Linked DNA regions of Homo sapiens: region 2 is linked to region 1. The links are chromatin loops, found by intact Hi-C in ENCODE. Cell type or tissue: dorsolateral prefrontal cortex. All regions are shown on one strand. Each heading gives the region's core, and the rest is flanking DNA. Links, peaks and the distances in the headings are about the cores only. Region 1 overlaps CAPZB (capping actin protein of muscle Z-line subunit beta). Region 2 overlaps CAPZB (capping actin protein of muscle Z-line subunit beta).

What was found. Peaks named below come from ENCODE experiments on the same cell type or tissue, not always from the same donor. Only the 100,000 strongest peaks of a DNase experiment are listed, where the experiment ranks them.
Region 2: it touches region 1 in a loop (2.0-fold over the local background); 3 of 110 quality-filtered maps call a loop at or near these places.

Annotation. Positions count from the first base shown.
Region 1 is chr1:19,340,342-19,350,888 of GRCh38, forward strand. CAPZB (capping actin protein of muscle Z-line subunit beta) reads right to left here. Exons shown (of 9, transcript NM_004930.5): 7 at 4,846-4,911; 8 at 4,017-4,093. Among named protein-coding and RNA genes, the nearest start is that of SLC66A1, 33 kb to the left of the region's middle. RefSeq lists enhancers at 411-1,385, 4,082-4,131. In dorsolateral prefrontal cortex, for the core only: CTCF peaks have their summits at 1,329, 1,528, 4,200 (motif pointing right) and 4,402; DNase peaks (open chromatin) are centred at 1,320, 4,220 and 5,188; H3K27ac peaks cover 4,393 bases.
Region 2 is chr1:19,464,431-19,473,606 of GRCh38, forward strand. All of the region lies in intron 1 of CAPZB (capping actin protein of muscle Z-line subunit beta), which reads right to left. Among named protein-coding and RNA genes, the nearest start is that of CAPZB, 17 kb to the right of the region's middle. RefSeq lists enhancers at 3,945-4,239, 4,618-5,408, 5,409-6,198 and a silencer at 3,968-4,017. In dorsolateral prefrontal cortex, for the core only: no CTCF peak of the experiment used is centred there; no DNase peak of the experiment used is centred there; H3K27ac peaks cover 5,687 bases.

The DNA.
Region 1 (10,547 bases), core at 1-8,000:
CAAGTGCCCCTGGGATCCCTGCTGTCAAATTCTGGATTTGTGGGGAAACGTTCAGGGCGACCGCATTCACGTATGTGTGGGGACGCTCATCAACAAAGCCAGAAACAATGAAGGCTTATGGAGATTTCACAGTTTACAAAACGCCTTTCACATATATTATCTCATTTAATTTTCACGGGCATCCTGGGGAAGTCTCAACTATCAACCCGGCCGGATGTGGTGGCTCAAGCCTGTAATCCCAGCACTTTGGGAGGCCAAGGCAGGAGGATCATTTAAGGCCAGGAGTTCAAGACCAGCCTGGGCAACATAGTGAGACCCCATCTCTACAACGACAACAACAAAAAGCGAAGTCAAGGCTTAAAAAAGAAAAAAGCTATCAACCCAATTTACAGATGAGGAAACTGAGGCTCAGAGGAATGCCCCCCTAGCAATTCTTTAATCATTTTGTCAAATTTACCCAACATATTGGTTAGGCAAAGACTTCCTAAATGTAGGTTTTATAACAGTTTAGAAGCAGTGGAAAGAGTGGGTAGAGGGCTGCTCAAGAAGAGTGCTACGGAGAGTGCACTCAGCCGGACTCTCACGTTTGATTCACACCAGCCATGGGAAGGAAGAATCAGAAAAATCAATCCCCAGAAGCAAAAATGGGCAAATGGAAGTGAAGCAGGGCCCAGGAGAAGCAACAGCACCCAGACTGAGTTCTGGCTACCGAATCCCTACAAGTCACAGGAAGAGCCCTCAAAATACTCAGCAGGTGCCATAAGACAAGACCTGGAAGCAAGCTGCATACAACTGAAAAAACTCCCAGGAGAAACGCAGACATTTGGTTCATGCTGGGGAAATACACGTTTCTGAGTATCTTCCCAGGACTGTCCCTGGCTCTGCGGCGGCCAAAGGCATCAGCCCCCACGGCCCCCAGGCTCCAAATCTCAGCCGATTCCCCAGGGGCTTCTTGCCAAGCTCACAGCGGGAGGTCAACATGGCCAGCGGGAGATGCGGCGGGCAAAGCAGCAGCGCACAGGACCTCTAGCCTGGGTGGTCACTGGCTCTTCTGGGAAGGAAGAGCCAAGCCCGCCAGGTCTTGGCTGGATCACACGAAGGAGAAAGTTCCAGAGCTAGAATCATGTTAGACACAGGAAGTTAGAAGTGAAATGGTGGAAGGCGGAAGGAGCAGGGGGCTTATTTAAGGGACAATGCTTGGGAAGGTCACGGCCAAGCAACCTCGAATCAGCGCTTGGAGACAGTGCTCGACTCTGTGGGAGGGAGGAGTCATCTTGAGCAGACCTGGCTGCCAGGGTTTCTACGCCAGGACGCCCCCAGTGGGCGGCCAGGGAACTGCACCATCACGGTGTATCTTAAAAAGAGTTTTTTCTCAATGCCATGATGGAAATGCCTGATGGCCACACTGTGAGGCTGACCCGAGTCGTGGGCCTTAAGTTGGCACACACAGACCAGACTGGTGCACTTAAGTCCCACGGCCTCGGAAAAGCAGCTCCACCTGGTTTTCTAAGTGCCTGACCCCACCTCCACCTTGGAAAGTCTGCTGCACCCCTTCTGGGGTGGGCCTTCAGTGCGCAGCCCCTGGACCTGGGCTCTGCAGCCCCAGTTGGCAGGGTTCCAAATGCCTTCTTTTTACAAACAAGTTTCCCTCCTACTCTCCAGGGATGCTGCCTCCTTCCCTACATCTGGATCTGTCACAAGCTCAAGTCATGGTTCTTGGCCATTACCAACAAGCAAGACTATTTTCCTTTCCATTAGCGAAACCTGTTTAAAGGAACAGCTGCAGCTCGTTAGGGGCGGAAGGTTATGCTGGTTGTGGCCGAGTCGGCACTGGGCGTCCAGGCAGCTCCAGCAGAGCATCTGGGCCAGCCAGGGTGGAGTCCAGCCCTGACTCTGCCCTCCAACCCCAGAGACTCAGAGATCAGAGAGTGAGGTCACCCCTTCCAAGCCAGCTAGCCCTGGACAGGCAATGTGCCGCTGAGCAGCGGGGAGGCTTATGTGGCTTCTGGGATCCCTGCACCAGCATCAGAGGCTCCTCTGAAGCATGGGGGGGTGGACGGCAGGCAGATCCCTGCCCTGGGGACAGTCAGGCCGGTGCACACAAGTGGCTGCTGCTGGAGAGGCAGCATCCGTCCCTTGGCCTGGGCTTCTTCAGAAGCAAAAGCCAAAAAATCAGCCGTCTTCCCCACACCCAGCCTCCACCCAGAGTGGAAAGCACACACACGTGATAGGTGCCGTGTTACATGGGGCCGAGGCTACACGGGAATGTGGCTGTGCACCGACCGGGAGCACACGTGGGGGTTAGTGGTGGTTTAAATGGCCGCGGAGCAGCAGCCGGACCGGCAGGGTCTCGGCGGGTTGGTGAGTCCTGTTTTAGTGGGGAGGGTCTCGCGGCTCTCAGGCAGGGTACCTGGATCGGCTTAATTATCAGGCTGGATGTAGATCTGGCGCTGGGTCAGCACTTGAGAGAGCTCCCTCTGCAACTGCTTAAACTTTTGGTTGTCAGGGATAGCATCAATAGATCTACAGAGAGTGTTCAAGATGAGTGGAGTGGGAGGGAAGAGAACGACGAGAAGCCAGGAACGCAGGGGGCCACAGCTGAGGAGGAAATTCAGGGAGACCCACGAGGCGGAAGGGGGGATGCCGTGGCGGCTCTGGGGTGTGGAGTGGTATCGCCGCTGCAGAGGTCCACGCTGGCGGTGGTCGTGGTATTCAGGGGCTCGCCACCACCACCCGCAGGCTCTTCGGCTTCTCTCCCCCACTTCCCAGCCACTGCCTGGGGACTGTGCAGGTTGGCTGGGCGGGAAAGTGTGTTTGGTGTATCGGGCAGTGGCTGCCAGTGGCAGGCCTAACGCCAGGGACCACTGGGCTCTAACCCTGTCACAGGTCACGAAGACCAAGCCTCCCCCAGGTGGGCAGGGGATCAGAAGACAAGGGTCCAAAGAGGACTCCTCCTCTGTTTTAAAACTGTAAAGCAGGTGACTGAAATCTGTCGCCCACCCCAGTCCACGAGCTGGGGCAGCCCCGGGACTGCAGCCTGCCTCTCCTCTGGGCTGGGCTGTGAGAGCTACACCACGGCAGTGGGTGAGAGGGCTGGCCGCTAAAGGCATAGCACAGCCCGACTCACACGGTGCTGCTGGACTGCAGAGCGTGTTCTAGATTCATCATCTCAGCCGACCGTGCCTCCTCGACTGGACAAGGGCCTCTGCGAGGAGTGCCAGAGGCCATGCAGCTCGGGATGACAGAGCTTAGGGGAGATCCCGGCCTCCTGACTCTCCTGACTCCAAGGCCAGTGCTCCCTCCACAGCCGTTTACTGCCCCCAGCTGGGCTCTGGCCTCATGTCAGAGGCCTGCCTCCTGCTCTGTCCGCCGTGGACCTGGAGGGTCCAGAGAGCGCCCGGCTTTTGTTTGGGCTGACACTGCAGAGCTGAGGGCACGAGGTGGGAAGGATGGTGCAGGACACTGGCCACTGGCAGCAGAGCCCTGGCAGAGGACGTCAGAGAGGCTGGGGCCCCCTGAGAACGCCCAGGCTGAGGGCCCTGCCTGCATGTGGCGTCAGGGAGGCTGGGGGCCTGAGAAGGCCCGGACTGAGGGCCCTGCCTGCACGTTGCGCTCTGCTGTCTCGGAGAGCAGGCCAGCCAGAGGCAGCCGGGCTGCCCGGAATGTGGTGTCATGGCTCCCCTAGGCCCAGGCTGGAGGGTGGGGAGATTTTTGAGCGGGGACTGACAAACTGCAGGGCTGAGGAGGCTCCGGGGGCAAGGGCACCAATGGCTGTTAGGGTGAACATGCCCCAGAAAACAAATGGTGCAGATAGGGACCGACAGCTGCTACGGAGAGTGCAGATGACACATCAGGACTTTACTTTCCAAAATCAACATAATGATCATCCCAGAAGAGGGGCACTGCAGCCTACCAATGAGGACACCGAGGCCCAAGACCACACAGCTAGTAACTGGCAGAGCCAGGGTTCAAATCCCTCTGTCTGCTTCTAAAGCTTGTGCTTTCTGGTACATTACCTCAGCCCATTGACGATATCCTTTGTTTTTCCAAAGTAGATCTCGTTCAGCGTACTTCTGATTTTATTTTCCATGTCCTGGAAGGGAGGTCGGTCAGCGCAGTGGCAAAAGGTCAGGAACCCTGAGGCCCACGCCCTCCCTCCACCTGCCAGCCCTGCAGTCCCCAGTGTGGCCACTGGAGGGTGGCACACGCCTGCTCTGGGGCATCAGTGAGCGCGCTCCAGGCTGCCAAGACCCCACCTGCCATCTGTGCTCCCGGCACCTTCCCATCCACAGTCCACAGGCAGGGAGGAAGCCAGTACCCAGGGATTGGCGGCCAGCTCTGCCCATGCCTGGGAGCTGCTCTAAACCACATCACCACCCCTTGGGCTCCCCACTAATTTTGTGAACAATTCTGTGAAACCCGAGAGCACCTCCCTGCCTTCCCAAACAACGTGGTGACAGGAGGGCCAAGGCAGCCGCAACTGAAGCCACACCAGGGCCCACTGGCATTCCTGGGATCTGCTTCCTCTCCCAGCGCAGGGCCCTGTTCACACCCAGGCGATCAGGGGAGACAAGACCTAGTGCGCCCCAGAGCCAGCGCCTGAGCAGTCTTCTGGGAGCCCAGGTCTGGGGGTGGAGCAGGAGGTGGCCCTGAAGCTGGAGCCTGCTGGCATCCAAATCAGAGGCTCCAAAAATATGAGGCCAGGGCAAAATCCAAGAAGCGCTCTGCCGGCTGCGGTGGAGCTGAGAGAAAGCAGCAGAGAAGGAGGCCAGCACAGCGGCTCCGGGGCTGCAGTGTCACTGCTGTGGGTCACTGCAGGAGCCAGCCAGAGCCCAGGTCACTCACCTCTACCAGGCGCCCGATGTTGGCTATGTGTGGGGAGCAGTCACTCACAGTTTCATCCTTCTCCATCTGCAAAAGACAGAAACATTCCAAGTCAGAGAAAGCCAGAGATTTCTGAGAACGGCAGACAGCCCACCCCACCTCCACGGTCTGCAAAGAGCCTACTGTTCCCACCGTGGAGCCAGCTGCAGGTATGACAAGGCCAGTTTTGCAGCCTGGGAACTGAAGCACAAACCGACTTCAGTTTCAGACCATAAAGAGCCCAGAGGGCAGAAGCCCAGAGTCCCACTTCCAAGGGAGAAGATTTTGCTGCTGCCCATGGTAGAGCAGGCAGATGCCCAGAGCCACAGCAGCAGCCCTTGGCAGGCACCAGCTCACCCGAGCCAACTGGAGAAGACTCACTCGGTTTGTCTTCAGGCCTCTACTGGCAGGCCCAGGCCCACGCTGGGCCATCCACCCCAGGTTCAGGGCCTGACACTGCAGGGGAAGCTTCTGTGCTGCTGCTGCGCCCTGGCGCTCCCAAATGGTGGCTTTGGGGTGCCATCTGCTGCAGTCTCGCAGGGAGGGACAGACAACCTCTGACGGAGACTTCAGGCCAGAGGGATTCAGTGGCTCACCCTAGTCATGCAGGTGGCAATGGCAGAGCCTGGGTCAAACCCTTCCTCGCACCAGGGCCTGTTCGTTCTACTCTGCGAGGAGAGTTTGAGCAAGAGAGTCTCAATATAGACTCTGAGGTTATGAGGGGGGCAGCAGCACTCAAGCCCCATCTCCTCTTCCCAAGCCCAGGAAGAGCTGGCTCTGACCCAATCATCTCAACTCGGAGGAGGGAGGAAATGGAGGCAGGTTAGGGTAGAAGGAATTCGGCACTTTCCCCCGAATTTTTTCTTATCTGAAGCCTTATTTCCCTGACAAGAATATAAATTCTTTCAGGAGAGATGTGCCTGCCTCATAACGCACAGGGTACCTGGAAGAGTGCTAGGAACATAAATGCTCAACGTTACTACACTGAAAACAGGAATACGCAGCTACGATGACTAATGTTGTTGAAATAAAATGTGGAAGCTGAAATAAATAATCAAGAAAGAGGAAGAAAAGAACAGCATCAGAAAGGGTAGAGTAGAAACCATGCAAGAAGTGGCCATCAAATTATAATACAAAAATGCAGTACTCTAAGGCTAAGCATTTATTGTTGAGATTCTAAATCTGCTTAGACATTATTTATAATTTTTGAAGCTTTATTAAAATAAAATAAAATTTGTGAGAGAAGCTAAAAAAAAAAAAAAAAAAAAAAAAAAGAAAGGGTAGAGTTCAAAATGAGACCAGGCCCACAGAAGAAAAACCAGCAAAAGGTGGGTTCCTCTCTTTGGAACCAGGAGAACAGGGTGGAGTCTGGGGGGAGATACTGTCTCAGAGGGTACGGGCTCTGTTGCTTCTCACCTATTTCTACATCTCCTCATCAGGGAGACTGACTTTCAGGCTGTGAAAGGTGGAACCAACCTGGTTAAGAGCGGGGTGAGCAGAGGGCAGGAGAGAACCAAGCCACTTTAAACGACCAGGCTTCCAGGGTCGGGCAAAACCGACCTGTGATTGAAATCCTTGACACTGGGGGCGGCAGCACTGACCCGACTTTTGTCTTTTTTTTTTTTTTTTTTTTTTTGAGACGGAGTTTCGCTCTTGTCGCCCAGGCTGGAGTGCAATGGTGCAATCTTGGCTCACTGCAACCTCTGCCTCCTGGGTTCAAGTGATTCTCCTGCCTCAGCCTCCCCAGTAGCTGGGATTACAGGTGCCCACCACCACGTCCGGCTTTTTTTTATTTTTATTTTTATTTTTTATTTTTAGTAGAGACAGGGTTTTGCCATGTTGGCCAGGCTGGTCTTGAACTTCTGACCTCAGGTGATCCACCTGCCTCAGCCTCCCGAAGTGCTGGGATTACAAGTATGAGCCACTGCACCTGGCCGACCCAACTTTTGTCAAAAAAGGAAGAATGGCCTCTGCAAGGAAACGCTAGCTCGAAACTGATCCAGACAACAATTTTTGATGGGATCGTTAAAATCATCTGCTGGCACATTTTAAACTCAGAGATCATGAGGAGCCAGCCAGGCTCACTGTGAACAAGCCCTGCACGAGAGCACTTCTTTTCCTGTTTTGGTGGGGATGCTGGGCTGGAAGAAAACACAACTACTTAAATAGGGTCGCATCCTTCTGGCAAGTTCCCATCTACCATCCTGCACCTGTGGCTGAGAGGAAGGGCAGGATGGAGCCTCTGCCGATAGGGGTAGGGACCTGGCCACATTTCCACAGCCCCCCACCCACTCCCCTCCACACCTGGTCAGGGTCAGCTCGCTGGCAACACCGACCCACCAAAAATAGAACCATTTGTGCACTGCATACACTATGTGGCACCCTGTAGCAGTCTCTGCCTGCCCTTGGTCAACTTGTTTGTCCAGGACTTAAGTAAAGGCCCAGCTGAGAGAACGACCAGCTTCCTATCGACAGTGTCAAGGGTTGAGATGGTCACAGGGTTAATACGGAACCCGGAAACCTGGGCTAGCTACAGAACGAGAGCAGCAACTTGGAATGGAGCCAGGCGGCAGCCACCTTTTTCCATCTCAGCTTCCTAGGAACCCTGTTTTAAACCCAAGGAAACCGAAGCTTAAAGAAGCAAGAATCATACAGCACTGTTAGATTCCGACGCCTTTGCTCCTCCTACTTCACCACGCCAGTTAAATGTACCAGGGCAAATGCAAGCCAGATATTTAGGCTCAAGGGTGCATTTCATGCAGTACAAAATGGGGAACTGCTGACTTGCAAACAGTTCCTATGAAGAGACTTGTGGTTTTTAGATAATTTCAAGTTTGACAAGGATGAGATGTCGCTACTAGGAAAGCTTTTGTGCAACTTTAAGGTGCACAGATGACACTATTCCTTGTGCCCAGATAAGGGGCAGCATTCCCACCCCATCGCGTGATGAAGACACTGCAGCTGCCAGTTTCCATTGCTTGCTTGGGAAGGCAGTGGTTACCCTCTGTTCTGTCCTGGCCCAGCTACATCTGCAGGGCTGGATTCAGTTTAGGGCACTTTTTTTTTTTTAATTTTCTTTTAAAAGACAAGGAGGTCTTGCTATGTTGCCCAGGCTAGACAGGAACTCCTGCAATCCTCCCACACAGCTGTAACTACAGGTGTGTGCCACTGTACCCTGCTAAGGCACTGGGTTTTAAAAGCCTTGAATGAGTTAGCATTCATCTGCTTAAAAGGTCTGAACACCCTGACACCAAGAAATGGGAGAGAACTAGGGCTATCCAGGCCTGGCGGTGGTGGGTGGGGAGGGATGTGTGTGTGCTAGGGGAGACACAAGAGATTCTGGCAGGGCTCTGAAGGCCTGCTGTCTGCCAGGGGAACAGACCCAACCTATGTCGCTGTAGATGGCAGAGGGGGGACCGAGCAGTGAGAGAACATCACGGCTCACTGGGCTGGACTCGGTCTGTTCTGATAGAGCTGTCCCTGACAGGCATCTGCTCACAAAGCAATGTGGTCTGGGAGACCGACGGGTCTGAGAAAACGGGTGGCATCTGACAAGGGGGGGGGGCGGTCTAGGTGAGGGCAACAGTCCAGAACCTGCTGCCTCCCAAGTCATAACAGTAAATATCTGCAGAAAAAAGACATCTGGTTCTGGCAAGGCTGTTTTACTGAGGACTAGTGGAAAAGAGGGAGAGAAATGCTAGAAAGACCGGCTTCTCTGCTCCCATCTGTCTTGGCATGCTCTGGCAAGTCATCCTGAGGAATCTCGACCCTCAGACCCCAGGGGGTCTCCATAAAACAGGAGTAGTGAGAGTGCCCATGAGCTTGAGAGTCACAGTTCTCATTTCAGGTCTAATAAACACACCAACCTCGGCAGCACTGGAGCGTCTGCTGGAACATCATCTTTATCTGCCACTAGCAAAACCCTGGTGCCAAGACGACGGGGTGGGCTGTCTGCTCAACAGGAGCTGGGGAGCACCCTCAGGAGGGAGGGGGCTCCATCCACCCAGCTTCAAAAAGAACTTTTGCATGCTGGCCCCCGGGGACTGTGTGTTCTCCCAGACGTGAAGGTGGTTACTGTGCCTAGGCTCAGGGCTGGGTGGAGTCAGCTCGGCAGGCAGGGAAGCCTGGGGGTTGGATGGAAATGAATGAGGTCCTTCCAGCAAATCAGAGTCTCTCCTCCTCCCCGGCTCCATGTGGACGGCAGATTCCCGGCCACCCTAGGGAAGGGATGAGGGTTTTGAGCTCACTGTGGGCCCCATTTTAAATGGGCACCAACAGCCCAAAGAGAGGCCGCGGCCATCGGCAAAGGTCCTGGGTCACCTGGGCAAGTCCAGTCACATCAGCAATTTGGCCTCTTGGTTACCATCTTTGTGTTTCAGAATCAAGAGCCATCTTAAAACAAACAGGCGAAACCCCTTGGCCAACAAAGGTAGGAGAGGTCGGGTGGAGGAGAGGGCTGGGTCTTGCAGTGTGCGACACTGTCCCCAGGAGCAGACTGATCCCCTAGAACACAGGCCCCCTCAGCCCATGGCAGGGAAGCTGAGCCCACGTAAATGGCCACGCAGCGGCTGGGGAGGGAAGGAGAAAGGTGCTTGGGGAGTGAGGGGCACAGGGCTCGGTGCACCCGGCCGTATTTCCACAGCCCCCTTGCCCGCCCCTGCTCACTCCCCTCCACACCTGGTCAGGGTCGGCTCGGTGGCAATACCAACCCACCAAAAACAGAACCATTTGTGCACTGCATATATTATTACATCCTTATAAAAGTGGCTGCCGGAAGGAAAACATTTTCATGTGTTGTGGCTGCAGATGTTCCACGAGGTGGTTCCAATGGCGTCTGAAGCCGGAGCCTGGCCCGTGTGTCCCCAGCAGGCGCCTCTCCTCCTCCCCATGGCCCTAACACAGGCAAGTGTTTGGAAGCTGGCAGCCTTTCCCCCAGAGGGGATGTATTACACCTCCCACTGCCACGTGGCATCTTCTAGCGCGACCCGCAGGGCGTGGCCCTAAGGCATGGGCCCCACTCACCGGCGCTGAGGCCCCGCAGCTCCTGTGCTGCAGCCCGAGAGGAAAGGGCCTGGGCTTGTCTAGGCCTCCATGTCTTTGCCTTCACCTCGCACTAAATAAACAAATGTACACAAAAGGCCTAGAGCGGGACTTGCCAGAATGGCAGCTCTCACCGATTGTCAAAGCACAGCTCCATCCCCAGCACTCTTCTGGCCTCTGGCATCCTCCTGGTCACCACACTGTGCTGTGGGTTGGAGGTCAGGACCCGGCGTGCAGCCAGGCCAGAAGATGGTGGTCAGACGGCTTCCCAGGGAAAGTTACGGTTGCCCAGTTTAGGAAAATTTTGAATCTAGAATTGTACATATTCAAAAAGCCTCTCCTTGCAAGATATATGGTAGTAGCAGTAATTGTTTTTATTTTTATTTTTGAGACAGGGTCTGGCTGTGTTGCCCAGGCTGGAGCACAGTGTTGTCACCACGGCTCACTGCAACCTCGGCCTCCCAGGTTCAGGCCATCCTCCCACCTCAGCCTCCTGAATAGCTGGGACTACAGGCACACTGCTGCCTCACCTGGCTAATTTTTGTATTTTTTGTAGAGAGATGGGGTCTTACTTTGTTGCCCAGGCTGGTCTCAAACTCTCGAGCTCAAGTGATCTGCCTGCCTTGGCCTCCCAGTGTTGGGAT
Region 2 (9,176 bases), core at 1-8,000, 120 kb after region 1:
ACAGGTGCCCGCCACCATGCCCGGCTAATTTTTTGTATTTCTAGTAGAGACGGGGTTTCACCGTTGTTAGCCAGGATGGTCTCGATCTCTTGACCTCGTGATCCACCCGCCTCGGCCTCCCAAAATGCTGGGATTACAGGTGTAAGCCACCGCACCCGGCCCTATCTGTGAAGATTTATAACAGATTTACTCTCAACATCCAAAAACTGGAGGCAACCCAAATGTTCATCAACTGCTGAATGGTACGTCCATACCATGGAATACTATGGAATGCTCTACAGCAAGAAAAGGAAATATTAATACATGCAACATGAATGAATCAAATAAATCATGTTACACGAAAGAGGTCAAACACAAAAGACTCCATACTATCTGCTTCCATTTATTTACAATTATAGAAAAGGCAAAACCGCGGTGACAAAGCAGATCAGTGGTTGTCTAGGGATGGGGAACAAGGCTGTCTAGGAGGGGGAAAAGGGCCAAAGGGGCATGAAGGGACTTTTTAGGGTGAGGAAACTGTTCTATAACTCGATTGTGGTGGTGGCAACATGATTAGTACCAAAACTCAAACTGTACACTTAAAGCTGGTTAATTTTATTACTTGCAAATAATACCCTGATTAAAAACAAAAAAAAGAAGACCCTAGAAATCTTAGCTGTGGTTGGCAGGGGAGAGTGGAAGACACTGGGCATGTGAGAAGAGAAGGCAGTGTTTTATGTGTGTTGTGGTCTGAATGCTGGTACCCCCTCAAAATTCATATGCTGAAACATAATCCCCAATGCCAGAGTTAAGAGGTGAGGCCTTTAAGAGGTGATTAGATCATGAGGGCCCCACCTTCATGAATGACATTAATGCCCCTATAAGAGGCCCAGGGGAGCTGGCCAGCCCCTTCCACCATGTGAGGCGCTGTCTATGATGCAGAGAACAAGCCTTTGCCAAACACTGAGTCTGCCAAGACCTTGCTTACGGACTTCCCAGCCTTCAGAACTGTGAGTAATCAATTTCTGTTGTGTACAAATTATTCAGTTTAAGGTATTTGTTCCAGGAGCCCAAACAGACTAAGACAATGTATATATTTTTATTTTTGAAACCTGTGACTGAATTGCCTATTCCAAACTTGAGCTCTAATTCTTTCAAAGCCAACTGCAGAGGTGACTCTGTGCAATGGCTCAGGTAGAAGTGGTGTGGTCCATTGCTGGGTTCCTGTTGGTCAGGGATATAGGCACCAAAAGCTTAGAGGGTGGGGAGAATGAAAACCTCTGGATCTAACCAGAGCTGAATGTAGAAAACCATCTATCTCCTCTCCTCCCAGAAGCCAGTGCCTCCTGTCCTGGGCCTCTGGGCTCATGTGATAAAGACAAGAGCTACCATTTATTGGGCACTTACTATGTCCCAGGTGCTACGACTCATTTGACGTGCATTAACTCATTAACAGTGATAAGACCAACAACATGTACGGAGCCCTATATGTGCTAGGTATGACAGGCCTTCTTACCTGCTTGACCTCATTTAATTAGCCTCAAATCGATCCTATGACAAGGAACCAGTCCCAGAGAGTTAAGTGAAGCCCAAGGCTACACAGCTAAAAGTGTAAGGGAACAAAGATTTAAACCCAGGCAGTCTGGCCCCAGGAGCCCAGCTACCATCCATGACCAAGGACAACCCTTTTATTGGGACAGAGGCGACACTAATCACTGCACGCACTTAGGCTGAGGTGTGGTGGGTGGAGGATCAGACTCAGAGGTGAATCTGTGCTCCTGGCCTACTCCACCAGCTCCACAGCTCCGCCAGGAGGGTCTTTCACTCCCACACTGGGGAGGCAGAGCCAGATGCATGGAGCTATTCAAGGTCCTGCCTAGCTCCAAAGCCCTTACTCTTTGCACTAGACCAGGCTGCTTCCTTGGCTAATAAACAGTGAGAGCTGAAACCCAAACAAAAACAAGCAGCACACGTGAAGACAAAATGTTCCTGAGCTGCAACGTTTTTCAATCTTTTGAGCTCATAGATCACATGTCTAGGTCAGAGTCCTGAGCTTCCTCACGGCGCAGGTGATGTGAGAGGGGCTGAGTAACCTCGAGGTACCACTGAATGGCATCCTGCAGTCACTCAAAACGTGTGAGCCTGGAGGGACCCTGGTGCTCACATGGTCTGATATGCAAAGAAGAAAAAGAGGCATGGGGGATCGGGAATAGTTCAACATCACCCAGCACATCAGAGGCCAGGATGCAGTCCCAAGTCACGCTCCAGACTCCTGGTACAGTGCTCTTTTCACGCCTGCAGCATTTCCCATGGCATGCTGTGCAGGCCAATGGGGTTTAAGGGAGGTTTTAGAGAGCATATGGATGAATGCAGTTTAATAATTACCTATATTTAATATTCATAGGAAAAATATAACTAGCACATCAAACATGATTTTGTAGATGTTTCTGCTTACGAAGAGGCTAGATAGCGGTGTTAGGCTCAGGCCAAAGTTTTTTGTTTTTGTTTTTGAGAGAGGGTGTTGTTCTGTCACCCAGGCTGGAATGCAGGAGTTATTCATAGGAAAAATCCTAACACACAAGCTCCAGGGATCCTCCCGCCTCAGCCTCCCAAGTAGCTGGGACTCCAGATGCACCATCACACCCAGCTTTTATTTATTTATTTATTTATTTTGTAGAGATTGGGTCTCACTATGTTGCCTAGGCTGGTCCCAAGTGATCCTCCCACCTTGGCCTCCCGAAGTGCTGAGATCCACCATGCCTGGCAACTACGGGCACTGTGCCCAGCCCTCAAGCCAATTTTAAGGAAAGCCTCAAATAAATAATAATAAAAGTAGCATACAAATCCAGCAAACATTGTGCTGGTAGACAGCCACACTGGGCTCATTCCTGCAGTGCAGCAGGCTAAAGCAAGAAGGAATAAAAGGAAAGATAAAGCAAACAGAAGGGAGAAGGGAGGCAAAGAGAGGAACAGTCCCCTCCAGCGGCTCAGCTCTTGCGCTGAGGAGTGAGGCCCCCACAGCAGAGGACACGGATGTGCCACACTCATTCTCCCTACAAACTTATCTAGCCTAAGTCACCGCTCTTCTCACCCCAAACGTGCTAAGGTCCAAAGGTCCAAACACTGTGTATCAGCCCAATCACAGGGAGCAAATGGCCCTTTAACACCCGCCCTGAGACTACTATCAGAATGGCCTCCCTCTATCCCAGTATGTGGGACAGGTATCAGCTCAGATATTTAATCCATTTTCTTGCCTGAGTGATTCAGGTGTCCCCATTAAATTCTCTTCCATCTGCTGCATGCTTCCCAGTGCAGAGAGGCCAGAGGGCCCCCGAAAGCCTCCCCATTCACAAAAGCCCAAATGACCAGGGCTGTTTTGGTTTAAAGCACAATTTGGGTTCACATAACACCTCATTATGCTTCCCCGACATCGTTTCCACACCAGCATCAGATGCTGGGAACTAGAGCTTGAAAACACTGCAGGGCCGCAGAGCTCTCAAGAGCTGTGCCCATTCCACCCCTGCAGGGCCTAAGAATGCAGCCCTCAGCCAGGCGCAGTGGCTCACGCCTGTAATCCCAACACTTTGAGAGGCTGAGGCAGGAGGATCCCTTGAGCTCAGGAGTCCAAGGCTGCTGTGAGCTATGATTGAGCCACTGCACTCCAGCCTGGGTGACAGAGTGAGACCCCGCCTCCTAAAAAAGGGGGCTAGGCACTGACAATATGAACTCCAAACTATGCATATAGACTAAGACGCTGAAACAATATATTGAAAGGTTAACAGTGCTGCTGGCAAGCTAAGATTATGAATTATTTTTGTTTCTTCCCTCTTTTCTATATTTTCAAACTTTTCCATAATAAACATACTGCTTTTATAACAAAACAAAAAAACACAATAAACTTTTATTTAATGATACTATCAGGTTACAAAGGGCTCCCTCCTGATGGGGAGAGGGGTCCCTTGCCACTGGTGCTCACACTCAACCAAGCGCCATCCACTCCCCTCCACTAGCCTGTGGGCCTTTCACTAGCTCGGGGTCCCCAAGGCCTGGAACATAGGAGGCGCTCAGGGAATGATGATACACAGGGGTTGGGGGTGGAGTCGTGAAAAGGAAGTCAATGATAAACTCTGAGGTATCAGCTGTGCGGCAGGGTGGGGCGGAGCAGGGCAGGGCAGAGCAGGGCAGGGCAGGAGAGTGTACTGAAATAGAAGAGGGTAAATCAGAGCCTCCTTCCACCCAGGACTTCCTTCTCAGCATGGCCCTGCCTCCCACCCAGCTGCTTTGAAAGCTCTCCCACCCCTCACTCTTCTGGCTCCTCTGAGTTTAAATTAGTCATTTCCCCAGCACCCGCCATGCCCTCCTGGGCCACTGAGTCGGCACACGCCGTCTCTCTGCCTGCCATGTCTCTGGGCCCACCTCTCCTCCTCCTGGCAAATGAGCCCTCTCACCTCCACTTCAACAAAATCGGTCCCCTGGGACCCGTGCCTTGAATCTCTCAGCGAGACGCCTCCTTCAATGTACGGCTGCACTCAGACACAGCCCCTGACAGCAATTATCTTCCATTCTACAAGTCTGTCCGTCTGTCTGACTGGCTCCCACCAATGGTCTCCATATAGCGACGGCAAGTACCTTTTCATGCCCACCCCCAAGCTGGGCACACAATATTAATCAATGTCTCTTTGAATGAATGGACAGGGAGACGGGTACGAAGGCCAGCAGTAGTCAAAGGAAGCTTGGCGGTGAAGACGGGATAGGGCCAAGCCCTGAAAGGTAAGACAGAAAGACACAGGCAGGAGGGAACAGGCAGGGAAGGGGGAGCCACAAGCTGGTGGTGGCCAGAGGATTGTGGGTGCTCTACAGATGAACATCTTTTACGGCAGTAGATGACTATATGTTTATTTCAGTGTGTACTTTCTATATACAGCAATTGATATTGTTTTCCATTCATGGTAAGGACAAAGTTTCCTTCCTAAATAATTTAAGTTAAAAAGTGAGGAAACTTAAAGAAAAAATTAATAAATAACAGTTCTGGCATAGAGATTAATACAGCAAAAACCATGAGCTAACCTTAGAACACATTTTTGCAGGAAGGGAGTCCTCTCAACTTGGCCAGAACAGGGAGATTGAGGAAGTGAAGTGAAGCCTGCTAGGCAGGGAGGATGAGTCAGCTCAGAGGGCTCTGGGGACAGGCAGTGAGGCGGCGGCCACGGAGAGAGCATTTGTCAGAGCAAAGTGACCGGTTCAAGAAGGTGCAGAGAGAAAAAATACTCTACACTCTCCCTCCTGGGGACTTATCTCAAGGAAGGAAGATACTCAAAAGGAGGAAAAGAATACACACACACACACACACACACACACACACACACACACACACACGCCCGCCCACTGCAAGCAACAGAGAGCACAGTAAAGGGCTTGCAAATTGTTCACTTCTGTAATGCCCACAAGCACCCAGGTCGGGGGGTATTCCACAGAACCACAAGCCCAGGACAGACGGACTACTGTGCTTCACTCAACACTAGCACATCTTCCAAACTACAACACCGTCTTCACATGTCACATGTTAATGGCTGCATTCCATTCCATTGTGGCTTGAGCACAAGAGTTTGAGACCAGACTGGGCAACACGGTGAAACCCCGTCTCTACAAAAAATACAAAAATTGCTGGGTGCGGTAGAGCAAATCTGCAGTCCCAGCTACTCGGGAGGCTGAGGCAAGAGGACTGCTTGAGCCCGGGAGGTGGAGGCTGCAGTGTGCTGTCACCACGCCACTGCACTGTAGCCTGAGCAAAAGCATGAGACGCTGTCGCCAAAAAATAAAAAATAAAAAATAGTCCATTGCATAGATGTGCCACCATTTTTACCTACTGTTGGACAACCACTTTCTCCAGTGTCTTGTTACGATGATTCCTGTCCCTATGTACCCCATAAACATGAGCTACAGATCAAAGGGACCTGGGCTTGAATCTGGACCTTTCCTTAGATTTCTTCTTGAACTCAGGCCATTGGCATTCTGACTGTTCGACCCAATTGCCACGAAGCTCTCTCACAATGTCCTATTTGGAAAATGTGGTCTTTCCATGCATCACTGAAAAAGGATGTTCAAAGATGAGCTTTGAAACAGGCCTAAGTTTATGTGGCAGAAAAGACTCACACAAGAGTGTAGAATCTAGATTCTAGAGTGTTAGACATAGGACCTGATCCCAGTGCTCCAGTGGTTTACTGTGGGACCTTGGTCAAGCCCCAAACCCCTGTGAGCAGTAAAATTCCATGACACAGCAGAGGCTGAGGGCAAAGGCTTTTAAATTCAGAGCAGCTGGGTTCAAGACCTGACTCTGCCACTTATTGGCAATTTATATAAAGTCTAAATCTGTATCATTCTGAATTTACATAAAGGCCTAAATTCATAGGATCCCATGCTTAGAAGGATTCTGGGAAGGAAACGGAACGGTGCATGCAGAGGACCAGGTGAAGTGCACAAGAACCAATGCCACCACCTGGCCTGCCTTCCTAGCTCTGAGGCCTGCTGAATGCTAAGGCTGAGGTGTGAGCTGCTTGTACAGTGGCCCCCCTTTATCCTCGGGGGATACCTTCCAAGACCCCCAGTGGATGCCTGAAACCTTGGATAGTACCAAACCCTATATATACTGTTTTTTCCTACACATGCATACCTATGATGTTTAATTCATAAACCAGGCACAGTTATTATCAATAACTGATAACATCGAACAATTCTAACAACATACCATAATAAAAGCTACGTGCATGTGGTATTCTCTTCAAAATACTGGACTGGGGTTGATGGCGGGTGACTGAAATTGCAGAAATCGAAACTATGGAAAAAGGGGGGATGATTATACTTGTTCCAAAACGAGGCCCATCACCTAAGGCTTGGAAATCACTCTTTCCCCATTTGTTTCCCTTTAGATTCTGACATGTAATGAAATTCAAGTGGGAATTTTATCAGTTAACCCAATGCCTCAAACTGACACTGGAGTAAGTAGTCAAGCCTCTTGAAGCACTCGGAGCACAGACCCCAAGGGTGCAGGGCTGAGGATCCCACACTCACAGTATTTACATGTCTATGTTCTGACAATCAGTCACGTGATGGGAGGGCCCTTCGTTGGAACCATGGCAACCAGTTCTTGTCTGTTACGTCGAGAAATGCTTCCTCGGCTGGGCGCTGTGGCTCACACCTGTAATCCCAGCACTTTGGGAGGTCAAGGTGGGCAGATCACAAGGTCAGGAGATCAAGACCATCCTGGCTAACACGGTGAAACCCCGTCTCTACTAAAAATACCAAAAAAAATTAGCCAGGCGTGGTGGCGGGCGCCTGTAGTCCCAGCTACTCGGGAGGCTGAGACAGGAGAATGGCGTGAACCAGGAGGCAGAGCTTGCAGTGAGCCGAAATCGCTCCACTGCACTCCAGCCTGGGAGACAAAGCGAGACTCCGTCTCAAAAAAAAAAAAAAAAAAAAAAAAAAAAAAAAAAAAAAAAAAAGAAATGCTTCCTCAACAACCAATATGCATCTCACAGATAGTATGTAACCAAGATAAAAGTAGGATCCTTGAGGATATTCCCAGGATTCTCCTACGTGCTCTCCATCTGGAATACAGAAAGCTCAGAAACCATGGGCCATCAGCACACAGGGAAAACCAGTTCTGTGGCAGGCAAAAGGACAAGGGTATTCTAGTTAGAAGGTTGATAAACGCCTCCAGATAAAGTTATTAGAGGAAGGACAGATGAAATCAGTGTTTAAGAAAATGCGAGGCCTGTTTCCCAGGAATATTACCTAGTGCAAAGTAGGATGAAAAAGTAAGAGAGGTTGTCATGAACTGAGGACATGGAGACCCTACTCATCTCGAAGGCAGATGTTGCCATCTACAGCCTAGAGCTCTAAACCCTCTGAGGTTAGGGATCTCTTTCAACATCTCTGGGTGGCTCAAACCCTTGGGGCATGAACTAATAACCTGTCGGTTATGTAGGCAGGCAGCAGACTGTGGCCTCTGCTCGTCCCTGGCCGCAGGTGTAACACAGCCAGGGCAAGGAACCAGCTGGTCCTGAGTGTGAACACCAGCTTAGCCAATGACAGCTTTATCCTCATACTATGCTCTATTATTCCAGAGTCTGCCTGGATGTGTGCAGAGAAGAGGAGGAGAAAGGGAAGTGAGGGGCAGGACTATGCAGTACCCAAGGACTCAAAGGTGATTCCAGACCCTGACTACCGATTAGTAGTTACTATGTAGAGAATGAGGTTCCATTTTAGATGAAGAGCTGCAACTACTGCGCTTTCATTCTTCATTTTTTTTTTTTTTTTTTTTTTTTTTGAGCTGGAGTCTTGCTCTGTCACCCAGGCTGGAGTGCAGTGGCACGATCTCGGCTCACTGCAAGCTCCGCCTCCTGGGTTCACGCCATTCTCCTGCCTCAGCCTCCTGAGTAGCTAGGACTACAGGCGCCCGCCATCACACCCGGCTAATTTTTTGTACTTTTAGTAGAGACGGGATTTCATCATGTTAGCCAGGATGGTCTGGATCTCCTGACCTCATGATCCGCCCGCCTCGGCCTCCCAAAGTGCTGGGATTACAGGTGTGAGCCACAGTGCCCGGCCCATTCTTCCTGCATTTTAAGATGGGTTCCAAGTCATTAAAGCAAAACTGAGGGAGTCACCTAAGAAATACTCCACTTTCAGCTGCAGAAGTTTAAAAAACTCTAAAGAACATCTGTTGCAATCACTAACATAAAGCACTTTCCCCTGTACATGAAAATGACATCCTTGGATCAGACTCCAGGGTGCCTGCGAGGGACAAGTTTTAGAATCTGAAAGGAATGGCTTGAAAGGCCATCTCTGCCCCTTCCTAGCTGTGTGATGTTTTACAAGTATTTTTTAACTTTTCAAGGCCTCCATATCCACATCTGCAAAATGGGGGCATGCCAAGGCTATGGTAGTAATTGCATAAAATAATAACTACAAGGTTAAGCACAGAGGCCAGCCTAATCCAAGTCCCCTTGCATGATAAACCCCATAAGCAGAAGTGCAAAGGCCTGATCAGCTTAAAGGAGTGGCCCAAGAGCAAGCACCCTAGAGCCTGAAAGTCAGGATCTGTCCTTAGTGTGATCACTATTGCTTGCATTTTAGATGTACAGTATCCTTCAGCACAGTGATTTTTAGATCTGGCTGGGCATGGTGGCTCACACCTG